2 separate regions of the Homo sapiens genome follow, and region 2 is linked to region 1. A link is a loop called in an ENCODE intact Hi-C map of the cell type or tissue named here. Cell type or tissue: ascending aorta. All regions are shown on one strand. Each heading gives the region's core, and the rest is flanking DNA. Links, peaks and the distances in the headings are about the cores only. Region 1 holds the start of ALG13 (ALG13 UDP-N-acetylglucosaminyltransferase subunit). Region 2 overlaps PAK3 (p21 (RAC1) activated kinase 3).

Region 1 (14,752 bases), core at 12,253-14,752:
TTATATTAATAACATTTTATTTTATTTTTTGAGACAGAGTTTCGCTCTTGTTGCCCAGGCTGGAGTGCAATGGCGTGATCTCAGCTCACCACAACCTCCGCCTCCCAGGTTCAAGCGATTCTCCTGCCTCAGCCTCCTGAGTAGCTGGGATTACAGGCATGCACGACCACATCCGGCTAATTTTTGTATGTTTAGTAGAGACGGGGTTTCTCCATGTTGAGACTGGTCTCGAACTCCTGACCTCAGGTGATCCGCCCGCCTCGGCCTCCCAAAGTGCTGGGATTATAGGCATGAGCCACCACGCCCGGGCTTATATTAATAACATTTTATTAAAACAACTTAGAGAGGGCTGAGTATCTTTTTTGATCTAACAACTATTTCCAACATCTCTTTTTATAAGGTCAAATAATGAATCTCTGTGATTTTCCAAAGGCCCTCTGAGAAATTTCAGTGGTTTTAGGTTAAAAGTTTTAGTTTTAGGTATAAAATATATCCTAAAGGGCCAGGCGCGGTGGCTCACACCTGTAATCCCAGCACTTTGGGAGGCCGAGGCGGGCAGATCACAAGATCAGGAGTTCAAGACCAGCCTGACCAACATGGCGAAACCCCATCTCTACTAAAAATACAAAAATAGCCAGGCGTGGTGGCACGTGCCTGTAATCCCAGCTACTCAGGAATCTGAGGCAGGAGAATTGCTTGAACCTGGGAGGTGGAGGTTGCAGCGAGCCAAGATCGTGCCACTGCACTCCAGCATGGGGGGGACAGGGCAAGACCCCGTCTCAAAAACAAACAATTACATTATATATATATATATATATTTATATATATATATACACATATTATATATATATACATTATATATATATATACATTATATATATATACATTATATATATATATACATTATATATATATACATTATATATATATATATATATACCACCTGAAATGTTTATTTTATTTGATCAAATTTAGAAACTGATTTTGGGAGGGCAAAATTAAGAGTTGTGGAGTTGATTAGGTGAGATCATAAGAGTCTAAGAAATAATACTTCTTTACCTATTTAATCAAAGTAAAAATAAAGCATTTGGAAAAAACACAGAAGGTAACACTATTGTAAAAATGTTCATTATTTCATAAGTAAAAACCATATGCTCTATGGGATTTTTTTCCCATAGATAAGGACACAATAAAGACAATTTAATCATAGAACATTTTTCTTGAAAGGCACAGAATCTCTTCTATTTACACAGATTACACAGAAGATAAAGATTAACTTTTTACATTGCAAGTGGAAGCATTAATTTCTAAATAAAGGAAGCAAACCCAACTAAACTGAGGGACCATTGTAAATTTTATCTTACTATATTTAATAGCTTCTTTTCAGACTCAGGTATTATAAATCAAGGCAAATAAAATGCACTTTCCAAGTTTTGTTTTTCTTTCTGCTCTTTCATATTTGTTTTAGAGGATCTGTGAGGTCAAAACAATTTTCGTAATAATGAGATGTCATCTGCCCTTTTGACTCTCATTCTCTCATGAGTATACAGTGTTGTTTTCCATAGGTTACTTAATATGTGATATTGTAAAGGATTAAAAGTAGAAGCTAGGCCGAGCGCAGTGGCTCACACCTGTAATCCCAGCACTTTGGGAGGCCGAGGCGGGTGGATCACAAGGTCAGGAGTTCAAGACCAGCCTGACCAACATGGTGAAACACCATCTCTACTAAAAATACAAAAGTTAGCTGGGCGTGGTGGTGCACACCTGTAATCCCAGCTACTCAGGAGGCTGAGGCAGGAAAACTGCTTGAACCCAGGTGGCAGAGGTTGCGGTGAGCCGAGATCGCACCACTGCACTCCAGCCTGAGCGACAGAGCGAGACTCCATCTCAAAAAAAAAAAATTCTGTCCAATGATTACCCATTAATTAACTCAATGTAATGTCAGTCCATGATTTTGAGTTGCTTAAAGATCTTGGAAATAATCTTCAATCTGGCCTACTTCAAAGCATAATAGCTGTTGATATAAAATTTGTCAGAGTAATGATTTCATTTTCTTGAATACAACTTTACCTCTTTTATAATCAAAAACATTTTTTGGAATAATGTTAACTTATTTGATCAGTAAACCTATGCAAGTTTAGGAAAAAGAAATCCAAGTAAAATACAATATATCCTTGTATTTTACTTTACACTAATCAATCAGAAAAAACCATAATTGTCAAAATAATGCTAATTATGTAATCTTGGTTTCTGAATTAGTTTCTGTAAGAGATGTTTTGTTAAAGTCTAGTACATTTAAAGTATTATAAGTCAATTTGTTTGTTTTCTGGGAACTTAACATAAGTACTTTATGTACTTATGTTCTCTAATCAGAACAGTGCTCCTTTATTTTTTTATTTTTAATATACAAAAAAATTTTTTTAAGCCAACAGCAGCTTATATTCCCAGGAAGTCTCCCATCCAAGTACTAACTAGGCCCCACCCTGCTTGGCTTCACGAGATCAGATGAGATCAAGCACATTCAGGGTGGTATGGCCATAGACTAATTTAATATCTTATAGGAAAAAGTTTCACAGATTCAATGAGACGTAAAGGTCTTTCTGAATTACAGCCACACAGATTCACAGAGAACTTATAACTTCAGATCTACAACTTCAGCCACAGATCAAGATTAAACACAGAAACACAAATATTTGCCAATCCTGATATCAAAAAGCTATTCTTCTTCCTGATGGCATAAATTTTTAATTGACTTGAAGACAAAATTGGCAGACAAACAAAACTCATAAGGGAATTCTGTTTTCTCTTGCCTAACAGGAAATACTCCTTTATAATACATTGCTATTAATCTATATAACCTATTAATGCAGAGATTGAATAATCATGCGATGATATCAGATTCCCAGCTATTGCTGCACCAAATGGGAATAACTTAATGGTCATGTATAAATTAGAAATAAAATAATAACCCCCAAAATAATCCAGGAAGGAGAATAACAAATGAAACAGAGTGTACAAAGTTAAAGTTCATTGGTTGCTTTGATTTACCTCTGGGAGGCAAGAAAAGACCTGCCCAGGCTTAAGCAGCTCAAGAGCTGGACTTCTTCAGTAAGTTGCTTCCTAGCCATGTGATCTCGAGCAAACAGCTTAACTTCTCCCATTCTGTTACTCCATAGGGAAGCTGTGTGATTAAAATATGATGATGAACATGAAGACATTTAATAAAACTGTAAAGTGCCATACAAATGTTATTTATAAATATAAGAATCAATATGATCAGTACAAGATATGACATTAACATTAAATATGGATTTATATTATGTATTAAGAATTTTACTTTTTCCTTTGTTATCAAACAGCAGAATATTTGCTCTTAGAGTCACAGAGTGTATAGTTGAAAGACCTAATCTGAATCTGTTATTTTCATTATAAGTGAGAAAACTGAGGCTCAAGAGAGGTTAAATGATTTCTTGGAGGTCATATAGCTAGAGTAGCGGCGTGGTGTAATATGTAGGACACATTGGTCTATTCTGCTTCTATTCTAATGTATCAGCTAGAAGTTGTTTTGTAAACTATTTTTAGAGTTTTATTTTAATAGTTAATGTATTTCTTTATTAGCCCACATATAAGAAATGGTTTCTGTAGCTTATTGTGCTTTGTGGTATAATTCATAGCAAATAAGGCATTATAGTCTCTGATTCATGTGTAGAAATCTTAAGTCCTAGAATTTTTTTTTTAGGATAGGTAATACGTTTGAATATTTTTGTCTTTATATTTCACTAAATATTCATATTTTATTCTCTCTTTGGGCAGAAAATGACTGTGCTTGTTTCATTATTCAACCATGACCTTTCTATATTTATTGTTATAAAACTAGTTTCACCGTTATCACTAATTTTGTTAACAAAAGACCATGAGGTCTGCAAAGGAAAAAACAAAACAAAGAAGAGTCTTCTTTTCTTTCCTCTTTTTTTTTTTTTTTTTTTTTTTTTGAGACAGAGTTTCACTCTTGTTGCCCAGGCTGGAGTGCAGTGGTGCAATCTTGGCTCACCGCAACCTCTACCTCCCGGGTTCAAGCGATTCTCCTGCCTCACCCTCCCGAGTAGCTGGGATTACAGGCATGCACCACCATGCCCAGCTAATTTTGTGTTTTTAGTAGAAACGGGGTTTGTCCATGTTGGTCAGGCTGGTCTCGAACTCCCGACCTCATGTGACCCACCTGCCTTGGCCTCTCAAAGTGCTGGGATTGCAGGAGTGAGCCACTGCGCCTGGCCGAAGAGTTTTATTTTCTAAAAAAACAATCACAGCCTCTGTTGTAAACTGAAAGCATGCTATTGGGAAAGTTCCCACCCCAGCCCTCGATCAGGTCCATATGTGCAAATGAAGAATTCAAACTCTTTCAGCCCGAATTCGTTGAAAACTTCTGAGTCCCAGATGGGTAGTTTTCAAGCCAGAACCAGAAGTCTCTGTTGGATGCTCCTTTCAGGCTGCTGGTGGGAGTTTTCCTGCCACTGTGTCTCAGCTCCAATTACTGGTTACAGGAACTGCCTTAGCTCAGAGGCGCAAACAGGATGTTCGTCTGGAACTGCCCTGTCTAGGAACTATTTTAAATTTTAACATGTCAAAAAAAATGTCTAAAATACAGAGAATTCCCAAAGCTATGACAATCAAGGCAGAAATAAAGTAAATGTAAGGGCTGAGCATATTACTCATACAGTCCTGGTCTGGTGTCCTGGGTTAGCTGTCAACCTTAGATGTTGTCTTCTTGGCCTGGAGATGGGGTTTTAGTAATCTGAATTTGGTATTAAACACTGGCATTTATGTCCAAGATTCTCCAGGAGTTGGTGCCATTTTTAGGTGAGATATATGTATCCAAGAGTCAATACACTGTAACTTGGCAGCACAGAGATTGATTAACAGTACCTGAAAAGAGTGCTTCTTCCAACAAGGCTGAAGGTAATCTTTCAATTGATGTCTCTACCAACGTACATAATCACTAGGCTGGAGGCTGCGATGCCAGAGGTCACTATCTGATTTGGGCCTGTAAAAGGATTCCACAACCTTGTGGCGGTTAGTCTTTAAAGCTTTGACAAGGCATTGGTAGTAGGTTAGGAAGTCTCCCTGTAACCGAGCAGGGAAAACGTTTCTTCAACCAGGTGCATGAGCAGACCGGCAACGATCTCAAAAGGGGAGAGACAGTGTTTCCTACTAGGTGTGGATTGTAAAACTAGCAATGCCAATGGGAGGGCCTTATGCCAGGGCAGGTTAAAAGTACTTGGGATCTTCACAAATTGGGTTTTTATAACCCCATTTATCTATTTAACCAGCCCAAAAGACTGGAGTGGTATGCATAATGAAAATGCTGCAGAATGGGCTAAATGTTCCAAATTTTTGCTAATACTTGGCCAGTTAAATGAGTTCCTTGGTTACTATATAGCTCAGTTGGAATTCCCCAAGAGGAATGATCTTTTCAAGGAGTACTTTGGCTACTGACATGGCCGTAGTCTGTCTGCAGGAGAAAGCTTCAACGCAATGGAAATACATGTCAACCATTATAAGGACATTTTTGTATCCATGAGATGGGGGTAATTGGATGAAGTCAAGCTGCCATTCTGCAAAAAGGCCATTGGGAAGTGATACTTGGCCTGAAGGACATTTTAGGGGTTCACCTGGAGTATATTGGGGACAGAGGCTACAAAGTTTGTATACCTAAAAAGCAACTGTTGGGGAAATTTCTCCGAAGTATTGTCTGACCCATTTATTCACTGTATCCAGATTGTAGTGAATTAGGTTATGTATAAAGGTCTGTTTGTGTCTGTAGACTGCTAGGGAGGATTGGATGTCTATTTGTCCCTTCTCATAATCTTGTTTGGGAGTTAAATGTGCAACTTTGTTTCATCCATTTCCCCCTTTCAAGATATGAAACTGCTTTCTGAGATGTGAAAAGTCTAGAAAAATGGTAATCAAATGGGCAAGCATGGGGGCTGAGGATTGAATGAGCATGATCAAGGGAGTTACTTGTAGGGCTGTAGCTTCAGCAGCTGCATCAGCAAGATGATTGCCCTTACTGTCTTCAGAGTTTTCAGGGGAGTATCCTTGGATCTTGATAATAGCAAGAGATAATAGAGCCTGAATAGCTTTTAGAAGTGTCAAAACAAAAATCTTTATTTTTAATAGGTTGTCTGGAGGAGGTCAAAAAACCTCATTGTTTCCAGGGCATACGAAATTATGTGCAACACCAAAGACGAATCTACCATCTGTATAAAATGTTAGTTGTTTTGCCTCCAGCCAGCAAACAGGCTCATGTGAAGGCATGCAATTCTGCTTGTTAAGCTGACCAGACCGTGGGAAGGGGGTCCTATTCAATAGTCTCTGCTGGGGAAACTATGGCGTATCTTGCGAGGTAAGAGCCAGCAGGGCTCTTGAGAGAAGACCCATCAGTGTACTAGACAAAGTCCAGATTGGGCAGAGGCATTTCCTTTGGGTATATGCTGGGTAAAAGGAGGGTATCTGTAAAACTGACACAGTCACAGGATGTCTTCCACTGGAGATGATAAAAGGGTTTTAATAGATTGCAGTGGGCAATGGCTAAATTGGGAGAAAAAGAAAATAGTATCTCATAGGTCAATCGGCTGGCTGAAAGATGTTGGGTATGATGAAAAGTGAGGAGGCTTTCAATGGAATGAGGGGCATACATAGTGAGAGGGGACTGTATGACTATTTTTTAGTGGCCTTTATAAGCATAGAAGTAATAGCAACAGTTCTCAGATAGGGGGGCAATACTTGTGCCACAGGGTACTGCTATTGGCTATAATAGCCAGTCAGTTGATCGTTGCCCTCAAGGGGCTAAGGCAAACCCCCTAATGTGTTACCCTCTCCTTCATGCACAAAAAGGGAAAATCATAATAATTTGGATGTCATAGGTAGGGGTAGTGGACAATTGAGTTTTTTAAACTTGGAAAGCTTGTTCACCATCAGTAATCCAGACAAGGAAATGGGGAAAAGAGGCTTTAGGTAAGGAATATAAGGGTTGTACCATCAGAGAGAAATTAGGTTCCATATTCTGCAATAATCCACAGGCCCTAAAAATACTCTGAGCTGCCTTTTTGTAGCAAGTAAGGGGAAGAAAAAGATAACTTGAATGTGAGAGGGATCAAGGCTTAGCCTTGAGGAAGTTAATACATATCCAAGGAATTTAATTGAATCTTGACCAAATTGTAATTTTTCTTTAGAGACATTATGACATTTATTGAGGGTCAGTTGGCAGAAAAAAAATGAAGAGTGTCAGCAGGGTAAGTGTTTTGAGAGGGAGAACATAAAAGCATATCATCAATATATTGTAAAAGGGTTGAACCTTATAAAAAGGTTATCTTTTTCAGGTCTGCTCAAAGAATCTGGAAAAAATAGATAGGGCTCTCAGTATATCCCTGAGGAAGCACTGTCCATGTATACTGTTGGCCTCTCCACATGAAGGTGAAAAGAAACTTTCAGGTAAACAGGGATGCTGAAAAAGGCAATGCAGAGGTCAAGAGTAGAGACATATTGGGTGTCAGAAGGCATATTATGTAAGAGTGTAGGTGGATCAGGCACAATGGGGTGTCAAGAATAACAATATTGGTTACGGCTCTAAGTTGTTGAACAAACCTCCATCCTCTCCTGTTATGTTTCTGCACGAGTAAAATTGAGGTATTGCATGGGCTAGCACAGGGGACAATGAGTCCCTCAGAAATAAAATAATCAATGATCGGTTCCATGCCTGCTAATGCCTCAGAATTGAGGGGGTATTGTTTCACATTTAGAAGAGAATTGTTAGGATCTATCTGAATGAAAATAGGTGGTGCTGAGTGAAAAAGACAGATATTGGTATTCGTTTTTGCCCATAGGGTCTCAGATAATTCCCTTAAGGTAGGTTATTCAGAAATGGCTGGACAGACAGGGGCTCACAAGGGAAACACATAAGTGAGGTCTTAGACTGGGCGCAGTGGTTCATGCCTGTAATCCTAGCACATTGGGAGGCCAAGGGGGGAGGATCGCTTGAGCCCAGGAGTTTAAGACCAGCCTGGGCAACATAGCGAGACCTCTTCTCTATATGTAAAAAAATTAGCCAGCTGTAGTGGCGCCCACCTGTGATCCCAGCTACTCAGGAGGATGAGGTAGGAGAATCACTTGAGCTTAGGAAGTCAAGGATGCAGTGAGCCACGATTGTGCCACTGCACTCCAGCCTGTGTGAAAGAGCAAGTCCACCTTATTTAAAAAAAAAAAAAAGTAGAGGTCTCAGGTGAGCTTATTCTTAAAATAACACATTTCCCTTATGGGTAAAAGATGTTGGCTTGACTCTTTTCAAGGAAGGCCCTTGCTAATAAATGTATGGGAAGAGAGGGGAGGAGAAAGCTATGGTATCCAATGATGGGCCCTATCTGATAAGGAATTGGATTTCACCTGACTATCATTGGCTGGCTGGGGATCCCTACCATTTGGGTGGTTTGACTACTCTAGGGAAGGCGATCTGAAAAAAAGAGTTGGAGTTTAGCACTGAGAGTGTGGCACCAGTATCTATCCACGCCTGGACCAATTTGTTATTTATTTGCAAACCAACCTTCTTCAGCTGGTTCACAGAAGGAAGAAGATTGCCTTTATCTCCCTGAAGCACCCCAATCTTGTAATGAAGAAAAAGCTTGCATTTTTCTTAGCTTTATCTGGGTTCTTCTGAAGCCATCATTTGTATATTTCATAATCTCTTTTGTAGTGATAAAAGCCCTTGCGAAAGAAATAGATCCTGTTTCCCAGACTCTTGAGAACATTTTGGTTCTGTGATTGTTTTTTAAATTGCTGAATATGTAGGGCCATGAACGTGGTGGTCTTTTCCTGATAATCAAGTGTCTTATTTATTCTTTCTTTGTCTCTTTACAAAGTTTTAGAGAGATAGTTTGCCAAGGAGGCAATTTCGTGGGGTTTCTTAAAGGTCCAATTGAGGTAATGTTGTTTGACTAAGGCATTAAGAGTTCAGTTAAGCCCTGAAAGAAAACTAGAATCAAAAAGATTAATGGTATCCTCTGTTAAGTCCTTGACACCAGAATTTTGCTGGAAAGATTTTTTTTTTATTTTTATTTTTTCAGACAGAGTTGCTCTGTTGCCCAGGCTGGAGTGCAGTGGTGCCATCTCAGCTCACTGCTACCTCCGCCTCCTGGGCTCAAGTGATGCTCGTGCCTCAGCCTCCTCAGTAGCTGGGACTACAGACATGCACAACCATGCCCAGCTAATTTTTGTATTTTTAGTAGAGACAGGGTTTCGCCATGTTGGCCAGGCTGGTCTCGAACTCCTGACCTCAAGTGATCCTCCTGCCTCAGCCTCCTAAAGTGCTGAGATTACAGGTGTGAGTCACCACACCCAGCTTGGAAAGCCTTTTTGAACCAGTCAAAATAATCTAAGCAGACTCATCTTTTTTTTGAGTGAATCGTTGAATGGCTTTCCAATTAATTTGCCAGAGAAAAAGCACTGGAATGACCTTTAACAAATCACAGGTTATTTTCTTTGCTTTTGTTATGGCCATGTCCCTTTTGAAATGGCAGTCCTCTGGAGGTTTTATCCATTTAGTTAGGCATATACATGTTTGAGCCACAAAAATGACCCCCAGCATGTGAATTAATTGATAGATTTTGGTGAGTCTGGGCTAGTATGCGCTTACGATTAAATGAAAGTGGCATTCAAATTCAAGGAAGTCAGTTTTAGGACAATCGCCAAGAGTTCAGATTTAGACTAAGGAATGTAAGAAATGGTTTGACCTCCCTCTACATTTTCACTTATTTTAAATGGGGCAATAAGAGGAGTTGAGGGGTTATGGGTAGTGTGCCTGGGATAGACAGTGAGGAGAAAAAAGGAGGTTCAGAAAGTGAAGAAGGTAGTGGCAGAGGAGAATAAAGTAGAGGTAGTGCAGAGGGAGTGAAAGGAAGAGGAACAAAGGGTTTGAGTCCTTCTTGGGAACAGAATCTGGGCTAGGAGGATTTTCAAGTTTTTGGAGGCACTGAGTTCGGAATTAGTTTCTCTCAAGAAGGCAGTCTGAAATTCTTGATTCCATTTGGAGTTTTCATAGTACCTATTAAGGAAAGCCTTATATTGTCTTTGAGAGGCCTAGATTCGTCTTTGTTCTAATTGCAGGCATAAATAAATTTGATTAGGGATACAGAAAGCTCCCCAATGTAGCCAAAGAAGTTTTAAATCCAAAAGTTTCATCCAGAGCCTTAAATAGGCACAAGAATTTTCTCCATAGGTTTTTAAATATAAAAGTCATCAGTGCACCATAAGGTGGCTGGTTGGAGACCATTACCTTAGAACATGGGTTACCCATGGCACTATAACAAAGGCATCCCTTTGAGTACAACAGAAACATGAGTGTCCCCACAAAACTTGAAATGTGAGCATACTCCACCAAGCACAAGTACATTGCAAAATGCAAAAGTACTCCACGAAGTGTGAGTGTACCCCACAGGGCCCATAGAGGCAAGTGAACATGCTCCCTGGAGAAAACAAAGTCTCGGAGACCTCAGCCTAAGAGCCCGAGATCTGCAGATGGGGGAACACAGCCTCCAATGTAAACTAAGTGCTCCGAAGAACAAAGAGTGGGTCTGGCTTAAATAGGGAAAGTTCTCCTCCCAGCCCTTAATCAAGTTTGTGTATGCAAATAAACAACTCAAAAGTAGTCCCCATTAGTTGAAAACAGCTGAGTCCTGATTGGGTAGTTTCCAAGTCCCAACCAGAAGTCTCTGTTGGATGTCACTTTCAGAAAGGCAGCTGGTGAGTTTTCCTGCCATTGTGCATGCTACTCTTCAAAAGGACAACTGCCTAAGCTACAAGATTTAAAGGAAACATCCTGTAGAAATAGGCCCAAGGGTCTTCTCAGGCTATGTTCTAGGCCCAATTTACCTCCAATCCTTTTCCTCCTTAAAATAATTTCTTCTCACAGCCTCTCTTCTGTATATATCCAGGCAGGGCAAAGCACAAATATGAGCTAAGGTGATATTTTAAATAGGGAATACACAAAACATTAGAAGGAGATAGAGTGAGCAATTATCTTAACAATGGTTATGATGGTGGTAGGAGAAAAAAGGAGAGTTTTGAGAAATAACCTCTCCTATATGTGCCTGCCTAAGTGTAATTTATCTGTGGTACTTTATCGTCCTAATGTGTAATGTTATATTTAAATGGTTCACTGGAATAATTCAATAGATTGTAGATCAATGCTTCAGGCTTTATCACCTCTATTTTACAAGTCATGCTTGCTAATGGAGGTTAACTGTTTGCAGCTTCCAGGGGACCCTAGAGGGCCCTGGTTTTCTGAGAACCACAGTTGGTAGAAGAGCCCAAGTTGGAGCGATTTTTTTTTTTTTTGAGACAGAATCTTGCTCTGTTGCCCAGGCTAGAGTGCAGTGACACAATCTCAGCTCACTGCAACCTCCGCCTCCCAGGTACAAGTGATTCTCCTGCCTCAGCCTCCCAAGTAGCTGGGATTACAGGTGCCCGCCACCGTGCCTGGCTAATTTTTGTATTTTTAGTAGAGATGGGGTTTCACCATGCTGGCCAGGCTGGCCTCAAGCTCCTGACCTTGTGATCCACCCACCTCGGCCTCCCAAAGTGCTGTGATTGCAGGCGTGAGCCACCGTGCCCAGCCAGTTAGAGTGATTTTCTAAAAGCCACTTTTGATGCACCTGTAGTCCCAGCTACTTGGGAGGTGGAGGCGGAGGCGGGAGTGCTCTCGGACCAAACTGAGGGTGGGGCTGCTATTTCTCGTGACCTAATAACAAGATGCAGATAAACTGTGGAGGAAGAGAGTTTTTATTTCTGTAACTGTTTACAGGGAAAAGGCCTGGATATTATCACGAAACCAACTCAAAATCACGATGTTTTCCAGAGCTTATATACCTTCTAAGCTATATGTCTACATGTAAGTGTGCATTCATCTAAAGACATAAGTGATTAACTTCTTTTAATCTATAAATAAGGTCTGAATCTTGAAGATCTTCCTCTGGAGCCTCAGTAAATTTACTTAATCTAAATGGGTCCGGCAAGGTGCGGTGGCTCACGCCTGTAATCCCAGCACTTTGGGAGGCCAAGGTGGGTGGATCATGAGGTCAGGAGTTCGAGACCATCCTGGCTAACATGGTGAAACCCCGTCGCTACTAAAAATACAACAAATTAGCCGGGCGTGGTGGTGGGTGCCTGTATTCCCAGCTACTTGAGAGGCTGAGGCAGGAGAATGGCGTGAACCCGGAAGGCAGAGCTTGCAGTGAGCCGAGATTGTGTCACTGCACTCCAGCCTGGGTGACAGAGCGAGACTCCGTCTCAAAAAAAAAAAAAAAAAATCTAAATGAGTCCAGGTGCTGGCGTGATTACCCTTATCTTGTCTCCTGCTAAATCACAGAGGTTTGGGGAGTTCCTTCGGACTCCCAACAAACTTGTTTGTGGAGGCCTGGGGAGTTTCTTCAGACCCACAATAAAACTTGTTTAATCCTAAATGGGTAATGTTAAGACTTCCTTTGTTATTTTGTCATGCTTTAGGGCCCAGGAAAGGCCTAGGCAAAACTCTTGGTGGGCTTTAGTTACATTCCAGCCTTTGTATAAGGGCACTGGCTTTTTTTAGCTTTTAATATTAACTTCACCACTCAGTACTGAAACAGTTGTTATGGAGGCCTCCGTTAGTGAGACGTGGCCTGCCACAGGAGGACTGCTTGAGCCCAGGAGTTAGAATCAAGCCTGGGCAACAGAGCAAGACCCCATACCTTATAAGATGCCTTTTATTTTTAGTTTTTTTATTTTTTCGAGACGGGGTCTCACTGTCGTCCAGGCTGCAGTGCAGTGGTGTGATCATGGCTCACTGCAGCCTCAGCCTTCTGACTAGCTAGGAACACAGGTGGGTGCTCCCACCCCCGGCTAATTAAATTTTTTTTGTTTGTTTGAGACAGGGTCTCATTCTGTGTCACCCAGGCTGGAGTGCAATGGCAGGATCTTGGGCTCACTGAAACCTCTGTCTCCTGGGCTCAAGCAATTGTCGTGCCTCACCCTCCTGAGTAGCTGGGATTACAGGAGCCTGCCACCACGCCCGGCTAATTTTTGTATTTTTAGGAGAGACAGGATTTCACCATGTTGCCCAGGCTGGTCTGGAACTTCTGACCTCAATAATATACCTGCCTTGGCCTCCCAAAGTGCTGGGATTACATACTTGAGCGATGGCACCTGGCCTAAAAAATAATATTTTTAGAGACAAGGGTTTTGCTATGTTGCCCAGGCTAGTCTTAACTCCTGGGCTCAAGTGATTCTTCCCAGTAGCTTGGGATTACAGCCACTGTGCCTGGTAAGGCACTTTTATTTTTCATATCCCCTTAGCCAACTCGAAGTAAAACCATCTCTCAAATGTATCTTGACAAAACCTGGCAGCAAACAAAAAAATCTCAAACTTGTCTGTCATTAAAAGATTGTGGTACCCACGCAACGACACCAACTCAATGCTTAGGGTATGATGTTTTTTTTTTTTACCCATCAGTTTTGAAAAAGTTAATTACATTTGGCAATTCCCCATTCCCTTATAGTGAGGGGTCTCAAGAGCTGGCTCCTACACATAAAGGGCTTAGAACAGTGGCTGGTACCTAGGCCACCAATAGTCTTTTGCCCCACCCAACCGGTGACACAGCCCGGGGCCCCGCCGCCCCCTGGCGGCCATTACGGATTTCCGCCTCCCTCACAGAAGGCAGTCACTGCAACGTGCGTGGCCTCAGTTGCGTCATATCCGGCCCTTGCGATCAGGGCTTGAGGAACCCGCGCCATGAAGTGCGTGTTTGTTACCGTAGGGACCACCAGCTTTGACGACCTCATTGCGTGTGTGTCGGCGCCCGACAGTCTGCAAGTGAGTGAGGGAGGCGAGCAGGCGGCGGCTTGGCTCGCCACCCGCCATCTCCGGCCATACTGCCAGCCGCGTTAGCCTTGCCTGACCGTCGCGCTCGGAAAGAAACCCCCGCAACTCTACCACAGGTGCCGCTGCCCCTTAGCTGGCTTCTGCCCACGCCCGGCGGGGCCCTTCTCCGGCTACCCGGCCACTCGGGGTTGCCTGTTTCCTCTTCCCATTATTCCGGCCGCTCCTCTCCCTCATTTCTTCAGCTCCTTTTCCGGTCTGCCCCCGCGCTCTATTCTCCGCCTCCGCGTCCTCCGCCCCTCCTTCCAACGGCTCCGCCCCTCCGAGCTCGGGTTTTCCACCGGGCTCGGCAGTTTTTCCTCAGGCCCCCCTGTGGACCGCACGTCGGCGCCGGCGTCTGAGCCAGCCGAGCTCGCCTCAGAGCCCGGCTCCTTCCCCTCAGCACTTGGCCGGAGCCCGCGCGGTTCCTCTCCTCAGCGCGCGTCGTCCCCTCAGGGCTCCCGGTTCTCGCAGTTGATCAAGTGAGGCAGAACGGGTAGTGCCTGGGTTCCCCCCGAGTTTGCGACTCCTTTTCCAAAGTCTTTTCCTGCTGTGGCTTTCGCGGGACTCTGCGAGCTGGGTCGCTTAGATTCATGAGTGCTTGGGAGGTTCCTCGTCGGGCCCCGGACCAGAAAATAGTTTTGAAAACTAAGTGAAATCGGCCACAGATAGGCTTTTTGGCGGCCGTGCTCCGATGTTAACGTCAAACTTTAGTAGTGGTGGTGGTTCCTGCTCTGTTTTACATAGCCAGTTTAAAAGGCCCTCACATTCTGATTTCCTCTTTCAGAAAATCGAGAGCCTTGGTTACAACCG
Region 2 (14,752 bases), core at 970-3,469, 580 kb before region 1:
GCCTTGAAAGCTACGTCAGCCTGTAAGTCTTCCCTTTCACCCCCCCGCCCGCCCCCCTACCCAGCCCCAGTAGCTGTGACAGCAGTTCCCTAGAAAAGGGGAGGGGGTGTGGCCACGGTCTGGCCAAGTCCGGGGTAGAACCCCCCCGCCCCTTACACACACACACACACACACACACACACACACACACACACACGAGGAAAGAGAAAAAGTGACGATTTTCTTAAACGGGCGCCTTCCCCTCTTTCTTTTATTTTTCTTTATCCCCCTCCCCTTTTTTTGGTGGGGGGATGGTAATAACAGGGGGACCCTTTTCTTCTCCTGTGGGGATTGGAATGATGCAATAACGCCCCCAGAAAGCTCAGGGTCCCTGGATTGGCCCTCTCTTTGTCTGGGGAGCAGTGTCATTGGGTCCACTGCCTCTCCTTCTCTCCTGTTCCCCTTAGCTCGCTGGGGGACATTGCCCTCAGTTTGTGAACTGGCTCTGGCAAGATTACTGCCGCACTTTTGGGTGAACTGAACATTTTAGATTCTTACTCTGGCAAGTTTTCCTTCCCTAGGTGGTGGTTAAGGGGTGGGGTGGGGTGGGGGATGGTGGGAAGAGGGGGATGCAGGCAAGGAGAGAGATAGAGGCCCCACTTGTTTTTTTTTTTTTTTTTGGTCCCACCTTTCAGAATCCAGTTCCAGATTCTAGACTTGAGGGTTCTGGGCTGTTGGTCTGTAGAAGCGAAGGAGAGAAGGGTGAGTGGCTTGGCTTTGGGAAGCATGATGGGGGCGGTTGCAGTGCTATTTTTAAAAAACGGCTTTCAGCAGGGAAGCCTTTAGCCATGTTAGTCTTGCTCCCCTCATGGTTTTGCAGACTCAAATCCAGGCCAAGTGTATGGCTGTCTGAGGTATTGGAACAGAAGGAGGTCCATTCCTGTTGGTGACAACACCGTGGCCCTGTTCTGGGATGAGCAAGGTGTAAAGGTCAGTGCGGTTTTCACTGGGCCATTTGCAAAATTATAATTGGGCAAGATCTGTGATTTGGTACTTGAGGCCTCCAATCAGGGGCAACTTTGGGCAAAAAGACTTGATATGGTAATGAATGACTAACAGGCAGAGGCTTGGAGAGAGAGCCATTTGTAAGCCTCTGTTTCTGGATACAAGTGTCATATCCCCCAGCCCATGCAAGAAGCAAAATGGGAAGAGACTAGGAGGTAGCCTGGGCAAGAGCTGACAGCTGAGAATCCTGAGGTCAGAGAGACCTTAGGATGTCAAGGAGCTGACCCTGCAAGTCTCCGGACAGGCAGCTGGGCCTTGTAGGAGAGATCTGACAGGAAAAGGAGGTTCACATGCAATAGGGTTATAAGCTAGGGGACACAGGACCCTAGGGACATTCTCACCAGCTAACCATTCCCACAGGTTGCAGAATTTCCTGGTCAGAGGTGGAAATGGTATATAGGGCAAACAAGTTTGCTGAGGTCTTGGGAGAGGGTGAGTGGTGGACATACCAGGTGAGGGAAACGAGAAATAAAAAGAACTGCAGGGATGGGAAGGTGCTGACATCCGAGAGTTTGCTATTATGTGTTCAGAGACTAAGCTACTAAATTAAGGTTAAAGAAGGTGGCCAAGGCAAAAAAAAAAAAAAAAATCAGGTGTACAGATCAGATGTAGTAGGCAGGAAGGCAGGAGCAAACTAGAGAGAGAGAGAAGAAAAGTCGTGGCCTTACCAACAACCCAAAAGCCCTGAATTCTCTGGTGAGATAGGCAACTCTGGAGGTTGAGGCAGCTGTAGCTCAGCCAAGAATTAGAAGGATGATTCTAGATATTTAAAATCAACAGCATCCCCACCCACGTAACCCACCTTCAGGAACCAGTAGCTTTAACCAAGAGAACAAGAAACTCAATGAGCAGCAGCCTCAACAACTGGCTCTTTCCTCCTGGGTAAGGAGAGGGCAGTGGGGAAGGACGGTGCCTCAAAGGGAAGTGGAGGCGCTATCAATCTGGCCTAGACAGGTAGGTTGACTGCTTTTACATGGGTGGGCTGGGGCCTGGTCTGGGACCCCTGCTCAAAAAAAAAAAAGAAAAAAAGCCCTCCTTCTCAGGATCCCTGGGGACCCTGTGTGCGCAGGGAACTGTGTAAAACCTTTACTTCGGAAGGTAAGTGCAGCGTTCTAGGCATCTGGGGCGTACTTAAGCCTCCGCTACGCGTCCCCCACCCCCACCCCCACCTGCCGGGGGCTAGGCGTTTCCCTCTGCAGGGCCTGGAATGGACTCGTCTGCCAAGTCGGCACTACACAGCTTCTCCAGCAGGGGGCGGAAAAGGGCCTGCAGCGACGCGCAGGACCCGAGTCCTCCATTTCAGGTGTGATGCTTCAGCCTCGGATCAAATAATAGCCACACATTTAAAATCTCATTTAGGGTTACCGGAGAACCAAATGAACCTCCGGGTGTGGCAGTCTATTTCCATTTCCTCCCAGATATGCGTCGCTTCCTACCGCGCTCTGTGGCTTTGGAAGGCATTTGCATTTACCTACGCGGTGATTATTTGAGTCACTAATACACACAGCCTAACCGGGGGTTTAATTGGAAATGTTAATCAGTGCAATAGATCTGTGTCTGATTTCCACATTTGGTCAGTTATCTGCAGGTTGGAGCAATCTGTGCTAAACCCAGGGGATGCAATGAGGAGCAAAACGGTGCAGCTACAGCTGGGTCTAAGTCTGGGAAACATAATGGGGAGATGGACCTTGAAAACTGGAAAGAGAGTAACAATTTACTGGTGGGAAGAGGAAATCATTAGAAAGGTGTAGTCACAGAGAGGCCTGATTGCTGAGATGGAATAGGATGGCCTTGGAACCCACATGGTGGAGAGGGAGGCCAGAGTTTTTCTTTGAGGTTGGAGGGGGCTGAATTTGGAGAGTGAAGTTTTTTAGGGGCCAAAGGACCAGGAACTGGGGTGGAATGAACCCTGGGAGTCAGAAGTCAAGTGTTATGGAGGGCTAGGGCCTGGTCTGGGACCCCCAAACACACTGTCCCAGACAGTGACAGTCTGGGACCCCTGTTGTGTTTGGGGGTCCCAGACAGTGTGTTTGCCCCTCTCTAGGCCTCAGTTTCCTTGTCTTTCAAACGATGAACTTGGCACTAGTTGTTCTATAAGGTGGTCCATTTATTCTTGGTAATGAAGACAGGTCCACTAAAGTATAGCCCTCTTCTTCCCCTGTCAGAAAAATTACCCCTTCTTTTTTTGTATGCCCTCCAGTTTTAGGGAAAACAATACAAAACAACCCCACAACCACATATATTTCATCTCTTTCAACAGTGTGGCTTTACTTTTACTTCATGTGAATGGGGAACAGGAGGGAAAAGAGAAGTCCAAGTTAATAATCTGCTAGGGACCCTATAACCAAGCCCCTGAAAGGTTCTGTGTGGCTGGGTCTCACAGACCTGAGTGGATGGGTGGGTGGCGTATATTCACTAGTGGCCCTTACTCCCTAACTCAATCTCAAAACAGAAAGTCTTGGGATGAAGGTGAAGGAAGGGCCTGGCTTAGGGCGTATATCCTTCTCCTTCGTGCCCTCCTCCCATATCTCACTGTGAGCCCCAGGCACTTTTTGGAATTCAGCACCCTAAAAGAAACACTATCCTTAACAATCAGCACAACAGTGCCCTCTAGTGACCTTAATGGGGACAATTTTAAGAGCTCCCCATGCATCCCCGGTCCCAGCCTGGTCACCAGTGCCCTTGTGCAGCGGTTACTCCTTGTGGAGAAGGCTCCCAGTCCTTCCAACCAGCCTGACAGAGAAACTCAGCCAGCCACCGTTTCCTGCAAGTCCTTCTCCTTGCATATATGGATGGGGCTGGGGGTTCACAGAGGGAGTCAGCTCCCCACAACTTCCTCTCCAGCGTTGTTTCCTTTGGGCCTGAAAAAGGTTCCAAACCTCCTTTCCTAGACAGCTTCGGTGCTGAGCAAGATACTTGGCATGGGAAGGCTCTGTGGTAGACAGAGTAGTTGTCCATAGCTTCCACCTACCCCCACCGCCAAGGTGGCAGCCCTAGTCCCCAGACAGAGATTCTGTCAGGAAGTTGGAATGCAGCAAGGTGGCTGGGGGTGGAGTTGGGTTAGTGATGGGTATTGGGTATGTACAAGATGTGTGCACTGATTTCTACCTCAGTCTCCAACAGGAGGCTGAGCCATAGGTGTACAACAAGGCGGTATAGGCATACAACATGATGTAGGCACACAATGCCCACAACACTATACAGACACACAACATGGCATAAAGATATGACACAATACGAATTAGACACATTGCACATACACAAAGGATGGAAGAGATGCAATTCACATGCAACACAGTACAGACACATAGCACTCACACAGTAGCTTATTGACATGATCACGTATACAACATGATATTAACAGGACACTGTACACACACACGATATGATGCAGACTCAATACATGCATGTCATGGTAGATATGACACAGCACACATACACAGACATACAACATGGTACAGGGAACTGTGCAGATATACATGACCCAGTATGCACATGTGCTCACACACAGGATATCTCCCCTTGCCCTACTCTCAACACAACACACCCCCAGGCAGGTGAGAGGAGTGTGGCTACCAGGTGGAATACTGTGTCCTGTCAGTTGATTCTGCACTGACTCAAGCAAGTGGTGAAATAAAGGCAGGTTGCCATGGAGTTAAAAAGTGGTGCTACAATTGAGGCTGGGGGGAGGGGGAGGTAAGCTTCAGGAAAGCTCTTGATCTTGCTCTAAAACATGGAGGTTCTTGGTAGTACAGGTTGGGGGTGTGTTCTCCTTCTCTTACATCCTCTAGTATTGTTTCCCACCCCAGTGGGTGGATGCTGCCTCTGCTGTCTGCCCTCATCCCCAGAGATGGGCAGGGGGCTTCTTGAGGCCATTCTTCCTGTGTCCTCCTTGAGCCCCACCCCTCTCTGGAGCTTTGGCAGCTTGCACCCCTCTCCCCCTCACCCCACCCTCTTGCAGGGTGAGCTCACGTAGGGAGGGAGGGGGCGAGTACACCATTCAATGGTGCAGTGGGTGGGATTTGGAAAGGCTGCCTGGAGTGTGCATGTGGGAAGCACACATGGAATGCCAGGGATGCTGGGGGACAGACATGCTCTGGAGTCTTGCCCAAGAGCAAGAGGCAGACCCAGAGTATGGCTTGGAGTTTTAATTCCAGAAGGGGGAATTGGAGATCATGGGGCTTTTCTTGGCTCCCTAAGGCTTCAATTTTGCAATCTCCGTGTTTAGATATCCATCTAGCCATCTCTTTGGATTAGGACCCTGTTCATTCTGGTCTGTAATAAATAGGTGCTAGCCTGAATCATGCCTCCTTGAGAATTAGCATGTAGTTTCTGCTTTTCTTTGAGGACAAACACCACTGTGGGAAGGGGAAAGGAAAGCAGAGTAGGAAGGATTGCAGAGCTTGGGGTTCTACAAAGAGAAGATCAGCCTCTCCCTTGAGAGGCTCAAATGATTGTGGGAAAAGGCAGAAAGGGAGGGGTCAAAGAGACTCAGTCTCCTTCATGGTTAGACATGGAAACCTCTGTGGGAAAAATAGGGTAAATTATCACCAAGCAACAACAGTAAACAGTATGTATTCATCCTAAGAAACCTGGGGAGTACTGTGGAAGACTTACCTGGTGGAGACAGGAGAAGGTAGAGGGAAGCTCCAATTAGGGTCAGAGGCTGGGGCCTTCAGCACCTGTGAGATGGTAGCAAATTAGGAGACCTCAGAATGCTGTTGCCTGGCAGACAGACTTTTTTTCCACTTCTCCAGTGAAAGAGGTTAGTGAAAAGGGGAATGGAAATGGAGGTGGAGACTTAGAGTTGAGGGATGAACTGAACTGAACTGAATGCAGTGCCACAACATCAGGAAGCTCACATATTCACAGAGCCAACCTTCATTGGCCATTGTCTCTCAGTTTCCTTTTGTCCACTGGACTCTACCACCTCCTGTGATTATACACATTGCTCCATAATTATGCAGACTATGTAAATATTTCACATCTGTCCTATTTGATTTAGTTCTTCCAACACTTACCCAAGTCAACTAAGGCAGGCCTTTTCACTTGATACTAAGCAGGCCCAGAATGATGAGGTGACTAACAGCAATTCTCAGCTTGTAACTCCCAACTCCTGACTCCCACTTCCGTGCCCTTTCTGGAATCCTATGTAACAATGCCTTTTTACACTTCTTAGCCCTCTGATTTTCTAGCTTTCTTAAGAGATATTCTGAAATTCACCAGAGAGATTGAGAAAGAGAGAGAGAGAGTGTGTGTGTGTGTGTGTATGAGAGAGAGAGTATGTGTGTGTGTGTGAGAGAGAGAGAGAGAGAGAGATGTTTGGTGGGAGTTGGATGAGGGAGCAGTAGCAGGTGGGGAAAGAGGTTCCCTCTCCCCTACAATGCTTCTCTCAGCAGGTTTCCCCCAAGAAAGAGCAGCTGAGTCCTTGCATCTTGTGGCAGCTGGTGTGCCCAGCACTGAGTCTGTAGGAGCTGAAGCCAGCCCGGACCCTTCTCATGGGCAGTGCCCACCTGTGCTGAAGTCCTGCAGCGGTGGCGGTGTGAGGTGAGTAATGGAGTCCAGGGCAGGGAGTTAGGGATCTCCAAATCCAGGCAAATGCTGCTTTTCCACCAGATCTCCCAATATCAAAGACTCTGCCTAGACCTCGTGAGCTAGGCCTCAGGGCATGACCCCTATGTTCTGGGGAATTTTGCCCAGTACAGCTGCCTTTAGTCTCTTGCCTCCCTCCCATCTCTAATATGGGAATGACAGCCTTGACCTACATTTTGGGGTGAGGAGGAGAAACAACATAACAATCGTTGCCAAGTCCGTTGCAGATGTCAAGCACCATCTAAGAGCTTCAGTATAACACAGACATGCTTCCCATCAAGCTGTCATTTTCTTTTCTCCTCCTTTCCTGGTGCCTGGGTGGCTTTTCAGCCACATGCTGCAAATTTGCCATTCAGTTCCTATGATTTCTACTGCCCCATAACCTTAATTTTACCTTCCTGTTTGAAGTGTACCCCCACCCCTTCCATCCCTGCTTCTGGGCCTGTCAGACTTAGCTTAAACCTTCCCAAACCTTCCCTCTGCTTTCCCACCCAACCAAGATGCACTTCCTCCACCAGGTCTCCAACAGCACTTGAGTCTGTAGCGTGCAGGGTAGCACTTGCTGCCCTACTGCCTTAAATAAGTCTTGCATGGTTTCTGGAGTATTCATCTTACCAGGAAAACTAGATTGTAAGCTCTTCAAGGGCAGGGACTAGATCTTACAGATCTCTAGTCTCCCTTAAAAGGGCTCAAAAGTTCCCCAGCAGCTTTGCAAGTTGGGCCTCTCTCTCTTCCTCTGCATTTCTTTCAGGTTTCATGGCCTGTCTCTCCGATCATCTATTTGTTTTTTTGTCTGCCTTTCAGGCAGGCATTATAACTTCTTCTGTCAGCTTCTCCATCTGGCCTCTGTTGCTATTCCCTGCAGTCCAGCTACCTGCTTGTAGCTTGCTGTCCCTCTGTCTGGTCTTCTGTCTATCAGTTGCTTAGGCATCTCTCCTATTACCCAAATCAAAAAACAACCAACAAAATTAAAAAAAAAAAACAGAAAAACTAAACAAAAAACAAGCAAGGAATAAGCAATGTAGTTCCCTTTCACACTGAGCATACAATGCGCCTACAGACAAGGTAAAACTGCAGCTCAGCAGCAGGTGTTTCTGTGATGCCTTCTTATGAAAGGGAAGCTCCAGAGTTTCAGCCATGGAATTGAAGGTATGAAATTACAGCCTTGTTGATACTGATGCATTCAACTTTCTAGCGATGTTCTGGTAGGGGATCCTCTTTAGGCCTTGACGGACAGAAGGTAACTAGGACTGACTAAAATGAGAAGCCCCTGAATCGCTCTTTGGTGTTCTGTGACAGATGCAATAATAACTTGTATTTATTGTCTACTGTTGCCAGCTCTGTGCTAGGCTCTTTACTGGCATGATACCATTTTCTCCTATGATAATCTTGCAAGGTAGGTATTTTTTTTTCTAATAGTTATTGCTGTTTCTGATTATACAAGTGATACTAGCTGAAGTTAGGTATTATCATCATTACTGTTTTACCAAGGAGGAGATAGAGGCTGAGAGAAGCTAAGTAACTTGCCTGTAACAGAAGACATGCTGTGGCTTTGGGAAGAAAGAGACTTCCTGGAGAGAGTTTCCCAGCATCCAAAGTTATTTTGGTATCTTTAGTTCATGCACATACACATACATACTCTCACAAGCACATTCTTGTACTCTTGTACATTCACACAGTCACATCATCCCCTGGGCTCACTCACTTTTCATACTGGAGTCATTCAAAATGATGATCACTCTTATGCCCTCACCCTCACACACAATCATATTTACATACATGCTACATTTAGGTACATTCACACTGCCACAAATTCACATTCACGTATTCACATTTTCATATTGATGCACACAACACACTTACCATACACCCCACCCTCATGTTCACAGACACTCACACCTTTGTGCTATTAATATCATATTCTCACACACACACACAATCATACACTTTCACACTTACATTCACACAGAGGATACAATCACCTTTGCCTGCCCAAATTCCTGTATAGTCATACATACTCTATACACAAATAATACATTGACATTCCCCCTGCACACACTCCAACTGTTTCTTATACTCACAGCCATTCATACACTCAATTTCATACACTCCAGTGTACTTGCATTGATGTCATCACTGTTTCTTCCTCACAGTCACAAACTTATCACAGGGACACAAACGTGCATACATGCTCATATATCCACGTTTATATTTTCTCACATCATAAGCACCATCTCACCCACTTGCACTTTTACACTTAGAATTACACACTTTTGCATTCACATACACAGAGCTAAAACAACCTCCCTACTCCTGATACATTCACACATAATCACATTCATACATAGAAACACACATTTTGCCACACATTCACACTCACACACTCACTTTCTTCACACTGAGACATCATCACACTCTATACCAAACTTGCAGGCACATACACTGAAATACAACCATACACACATATTTTTATAAACTCAGCCATTTTCACTGAAAACCGTCACTCTACCCTCTCAAACTCAAGCACAATCACTTACACACACAGGTATAGTCACATTGACTGACACATATATAGGCTTATTCACATTCAGTACTCATACAAATTCACATAAACATACATACTGCACATGTACTTAACACTCACATATTCACTCACTTTCACATTCACGACTGTACACTCAAAATTATACACGCCCTTATTCCCACAGACAAGCACTCCTCCACATTCGTGTACATGCACATGTGTACCCCCTCACACACCATCCCCCACTCGTACATCACACATTTTCACACTGGCCCAATCACACTTACCACACACTCACATTCTTATACATTCCCACTCTTCTACTTTCATACTGACACACCCTTACTCACTTCGCTACACACGTTTGCACCAGTGCACATATAATGACATGCACAGTCACTGACTTGCATTCATGCTAGCACATACCACACTGACATACACAATTCACATTGCAATAGTTGACTGTGCTTCACACAGGCAATTACTGATACCACATATGACAACATAGACTCACACTCACAATCGCCATGCCACATTCTCACTTACATTGATACACTTACACTGACACACCTGTTCAGGAAGTCAAACACTCTCCCGTAATCCACCATGTACTCTTACTCAGACTCTCACATGAACACGTTGACACTTAACTACCACTGAGATAATCACATTGACCCACATCTATTCACATTGATTCACACATACTGCTAGTGACCCACACTCTCACTCATACATACTTTCCCAAACTCTTACACATCCCCCTCCCATCCCAATAGCCCTGCATTTATATACTTTCTCACTGACACACACACACGGATACATCTAATTGCAAGAAATAGTTTATATTCACAGTTGTCTCTTTTTTCTTTGTTTGCCACTAGTGCTCTCCTCACCCCTGCTGAAAGGTTATATTGGCAACCAGTTGCCAGAGGAAAAATGTTGGTCTCATCCAGGAGGTCAATGAGAAATAGATCCTTTCAGAGCAGAAAGGAGTAGAATTTATGTCTAGGATTAAAAAAGAAAAGGCTCAAACCCACAGATCAAGTTTTCCTTATCCTTTCCACATACTTTTTCTTTTTTCAGAAATCATCTCCAATACAGCCTTAGCCAGTCCTGTCCAACACAGGTTGGAGTTTAGATGGTGTGTTTATTTTCTGGAAGTTTATGGCTTAACTTGCTACCTCATTTCTTTCCTATAGTGAAAGGAAGATGAAGGATGTGTTTCTTTATGTGCTGTTAATGGTTTCTTATGCAAAAGTGCATGTCTCTGGTTTTATATTTATGATCTGGAATTGCCTGCTGATTACACACATGGAAAGGGCAGGCCTGCTTCCACCAGGCACCTCTAATCTAGCCAGGTATACTTAATACCCTGTTAACCCTGGAACATGGCACTCAAGGAAAGGAAAGAGAAGGTTAATGAACTAGCTGGATGATAAGGTAAATTTGTACTGTAAGTGTTCATGTGCGATAGTAGACCCCACTGAAATTTCAACAGCTGTTACTAACAAGTTACAAGAGGAGATTTTTCAGTAGGCGTGGATAAAGACAAGCTGAAGGAAGTTTCTTGCACTTCAGAAAGACTGTAGATTTCCCTGCAAGTGGATAAAAAGAAGCACAAACCCAGGAGTGAACTAATGGATCAGGAGCCTGGTGCAAGAGTCATGTGCCAACAGAGATTTGAAAACACAAGAGCATCTTGCAAGGGTGTCTCTAGTACATGGCTTCTCCTGCTGGAGTCACCCTGGAGCAAAAAATGAGTTCAGAATATACCCAAGCTGCCATTTGGTATGGGTTCTAGCATGCCTTAGGGAAGAGCTTATTCTCTGGAATATAACCCAACTCCCTGCCATTAGATTGAGAACTTCTTTGATAGCAAGAACTATATTATCTTACTCATTTTGGTTTCTTGATGCCTAGTGCAATGCTAGGTCCAGAAAAGCTACTTGTGAGACTCAGTTAAGAAACTAAAGGGGATACCTGAGCAGGAACATCTTATCAATACAGACCCAGTGTCTCTCTTCTTCTCTTCCTCAATCCCAGATTTGCAGTGGCATTACCAGCTCAGATTGAGGATTGTCTGTAGGCCCCACATAGAGCTAGGCCCAGAGATTCAAATGGGTGAAAGACACACCTATTGCACTCTAAGGTACTTTCATTTGTGTGGGAAAGATCAAGTTGCCATGAAACAGTAGTATGAGGCAACAGTCTGGAAGCTTGGGCATGGAGGGATCTTTATCATGAAATCCAGTGGTCTGTAGGCTCCAAAGGTCTTGACGGTTCATAAGTAGTTGGGGACAGCAGTCAGAATTTAGAGAAGTCACTTTCCAAAGTAAACTTCCTTGTAGATAGCTTGCTTAGCACAGGGCTGTGCCATATTCCCAGAAGATTGTATAACAGAGTACTCTGTTACTGGGCCTAAAGTGGAGTAATAAGAGTGATCTGCAGACCTTAGTGAGATTATTGTACTTATTAAGATCTAACCACCACCTCCTCCAAGAGACAGCTTAAGACAGGGGTTCCCAAACTCTGGACTGCAGACCAGTGCTGGTCCACAGTCTGTTAGGAACTGGGCAGCACAGCAGGAGGTGAGTGGTGGATGACAAGCATTACTTCCTGAGCTCCACTTCCTGTCAGATCAGCAGCAACATTAGATTCTTATGGGAGCGTGAGCCCTATTGTGAACTGCACAGGCAAGGGATCTAGGTTGTGTGCTCCTTATGAGAATCTGATGCCTGATGATCTGAGATGGAACAGTTTCATTCCAAAACCACCCCATTGCCCCATGTCCATGGAAAAATTGTCTTCCACAAAACTGGTACCTGATGCCAAAAAAGGTTGAGGACTGCTGGCTTAAGAGAAACAGCTGGGCAATTTTACATTTGGAAATTTTTGGCCATTACTTCAAGATTCACCAAAGGCAATTTATATAATTTGCAGGACTGGCTGAATATTAGGAAGAGAAAAATGCACCTGCCTGAGTGTGCTTGAATTCAGTGAGAAGCACTGAGAAAACCCATTCCCAAACCCATCATGCATTTATATGATATTTTATACTTTTAAAAATGTTTAATAACCCATTCTTCCATTTCAATAGAGGTGTTAGGAGCACCAACTCTGGTATCAGCCAGACCACCATTTGAATCCCAGTTTGGCCACTTCCTAGCTGTGTAACCTTGTTTGAGAAATTATCCCCATTGCTTCTTAGGCCTTTTGGCTAAGATCAAGTGAAGAGAAATTACTTATCCCCCTTAAGCCTCAGTGTCCTTATGTGTAAAATGGGAATGACACTAATGTCATCTACCTCATGGAGTTGTTAAGAGGATGAAATGAGATAATATATGAAAGTGTTTAGCAAAATGTCTGGCTTATAGTAAATGTTTGACACAGTATAGAGCTTATTATCTTTACCATAGCCCTTTGAGGTAGGCACCTTCAAAGGGACAGATCCTTGACATAACAGAGAAACAGTATGGTTCTTTGCAGCCAAAGATTGATTTTCACAGGACTTGTTGCCTGTTTTCCTTTAAGTCTTTATTTCTGCCTAGCCACAAGCTAGGTGTCAGTATTCATTCCCACTCAAGACGATGAGTGAAAAATAGGATTAGTCCATGGAGTTTCCTCAACTACTGTGTCTCTTTAGGACATGTTTATCTTGCAGAAATGTGTCCTGTTCATTTAGCTATCCCCTCTAGTCCTACTTCCACCCTTGAAATCAGTAAAGCCATCAGTGATGCCACCTTTATTTGCCAGTACCCAAACTTGTGGGGGTGGTGAGTAGAAGAGATTCCTAATGTAGGTGGAACCAGCAATTGGTTCTCTTACCATAGGCATTCTTCTGTCCTTGATTCTGATTGTTGAAATGTCTGTTTTGTGGGTGGAAGATCTGCTCATTTTCAGGCTTTCGTCCCAAACGCCACAGTGGAAGCACAGTTTACTTACGACAAAGCCCTAAGAACATTCATGTTCATGTAAAAGCTGTGAGTAACTGCAGAATTTAATATGAAACTTTCCGTGACTTAGGAAACAGAAATAAGTGCACGGGCATTGATGTCACATAGACATGGGATGGTATAATCTTACTATTACATTTACTAGTTCTGTGACCTTGGTCAAGTGACTTAATGAATGTGCTTCTTCATATGTGGAATGAAAATACTGTAATAACACCTCAGGGGTTATGCAAGTTATGTGAACTTGTACCTAAGTAACTTTTAGCAGAGTGCGTGGGCCATGATAAGATTTCAGTGAATGATAGCGATTTTGTTTATGGCTTGTGAAATCTGTGAAAATAAACTGTAAACATCTATTGGTAGAATGTCTTGAATTACTTCAAAGCAGTTCCCAAATGTGGATATGTGATCCTCACAATCTACTGGTGACGTGATCACCCTTTCTAGATGAAGAAATAGCTTCAGAGGGGTGAAGAGATGTACCTAATGTCACGCAGCTTGTGAGTGGCAGTACTAGGCTTAGAAAGCACCAGTTCAGATGATTGAATATTTGCACCTTCACTTGGTAAAGCCTTTGGGGGCTACAGTTAGCAAATAAGAACAATTTGAACTGAGCATAATCCTTCTTGTGACAAAAATATCTAAATGTGAGCTACAGTTTATCTACAAATCGAACCATAGGTGTTTCTCTTTGTATCTTGTGCAATGCCCAGAATGTTGCAAGAGTGAAACAAATGTGACATCATAAATGTTTGGAAAGCAGTACCTTTCCAAACATAGCTGAGTGACATAGGGCCACAGTAGTACCATTCACCACCAAGAGGAAAATCTTTCTTGAGGCATAAATACTGTGTGGTTCTGCTCATGTTGCTCCAGTAACACCAAATGTTCAGAGTCTGGGAATTCTTAAAACATACGGAGACACTTCAACAGACCTGTGGTGCCACTTGGCCATTTCTGTCCTGACATGAGAATTATAAGACATCAAGCTTAGTAAACGTTAGGGAGAGGATGGGAGGACAAAAAGATAGGAGCACTTTTGGCCTTTTTGTAACATTTTTCTCATAGCCAAACATTCACCTTGAAGCACTCTTCTCTTGGTTTCTATGACAACATATCAGTTCTCCCGCCTCTTTGACCATCTTTCTCAGGGATCATTAGTCACTCTTCCTCTTCCAACCTCTAAATGTTGGTGTTCCACAGAGATCTGGTCTAGTCCTCCTTCTCATTGTGTATTCTTCCTGAGCAATTGTGCATATTCCCATGCTGATGGCCTCCAAACAAATATCTTCATCCCACATGTCCAGCTCTCCATTGAACAGTTTCATAATGCCAAATGAATGTGTTAGAACCACTGCTACAATTGTATCTGTCTTAATATTGCTATCTCTGTTATGAGGAATAGATATAGCTAGAGATACAGTTTTTCCACCACATGTGAATTGATGTTTCCTTCAATTATTTTATTACTTGCCATGTAGATTATACTTTTCAAAGACAAGATGCTTAGATATGTGTCTTGCTTCCCACTAGATATTTCTAGTTAAGTTTTTACTGATATTTCTATTGTGTCACTGGTTTTATCCTCTTATCTTTGCCTGTTGTAGTCTTGATAGTATTATTATGTTTGTTGGTAAAG

What was found. Peaks named below come from ENCODE experiments on the same cell type or tissue, not always from the same donor. Only the 100,000 strongest peaks of a DNase experiment are listed, where the experiment ranks them.
Region 2: a loop joins it to region 1, with 8 times the contacts of the local background. A loop is called at or near these places in 2 of 110 quality-filtered maps.

What each region holds. Positions count from the first base shown.
Region 1 is chrX:111,667,406-111,682,157 of GRCh38, forward strand. ALG13 (ALG13 UDP-N-acetylglucosaminyltransferase subunit) reads left to right here and starts at 13,765. Exons shown (of 27, transcript NM_001099922.3): 1 at 13,765-13,894; 2 at 14,727-14,752. The coding sequence starts at 13,814. It also overlaps the pseudogene RNA5SP512. RefSeq lists enhancers at 13,433-14,152, 13,832-14,021, 14,092-14,141, 14,162-14,221. In ascending aorta, for the core only: a CTCF peak has its summit at 13,682 (motif pointing left); DNase peaks (open chromatin) are centred at 13,766 and 14,226; H3K4me3 peaks cover 1,454 bases; H3K27ac peaks cover 1,493 bases.
Region 2 is chrX:111,096,716-111,111,467 of GRCh38, forward strand. It overlaps PAK3 (p21 (RAC1) activated kinase 3), which reads left to right. Exons shown (of 18, transcript NM_002578.5): 2 at 675-741; 3 at 860-969; 4 at 6,444-6,591. Among named protein-coding and RNA genes, the nearest start is that of PAK3, 7.9 kb to the left of the region's middle. In ascending aorta, for the core only: a CTCF peak has its summit at 2,277 (motif pointing right); a DNase peak (open chromatin) is centred at 2,296; H3K4me3 peaks cover 1,543 bases; H3K27ac peaks cover 1,227 bases.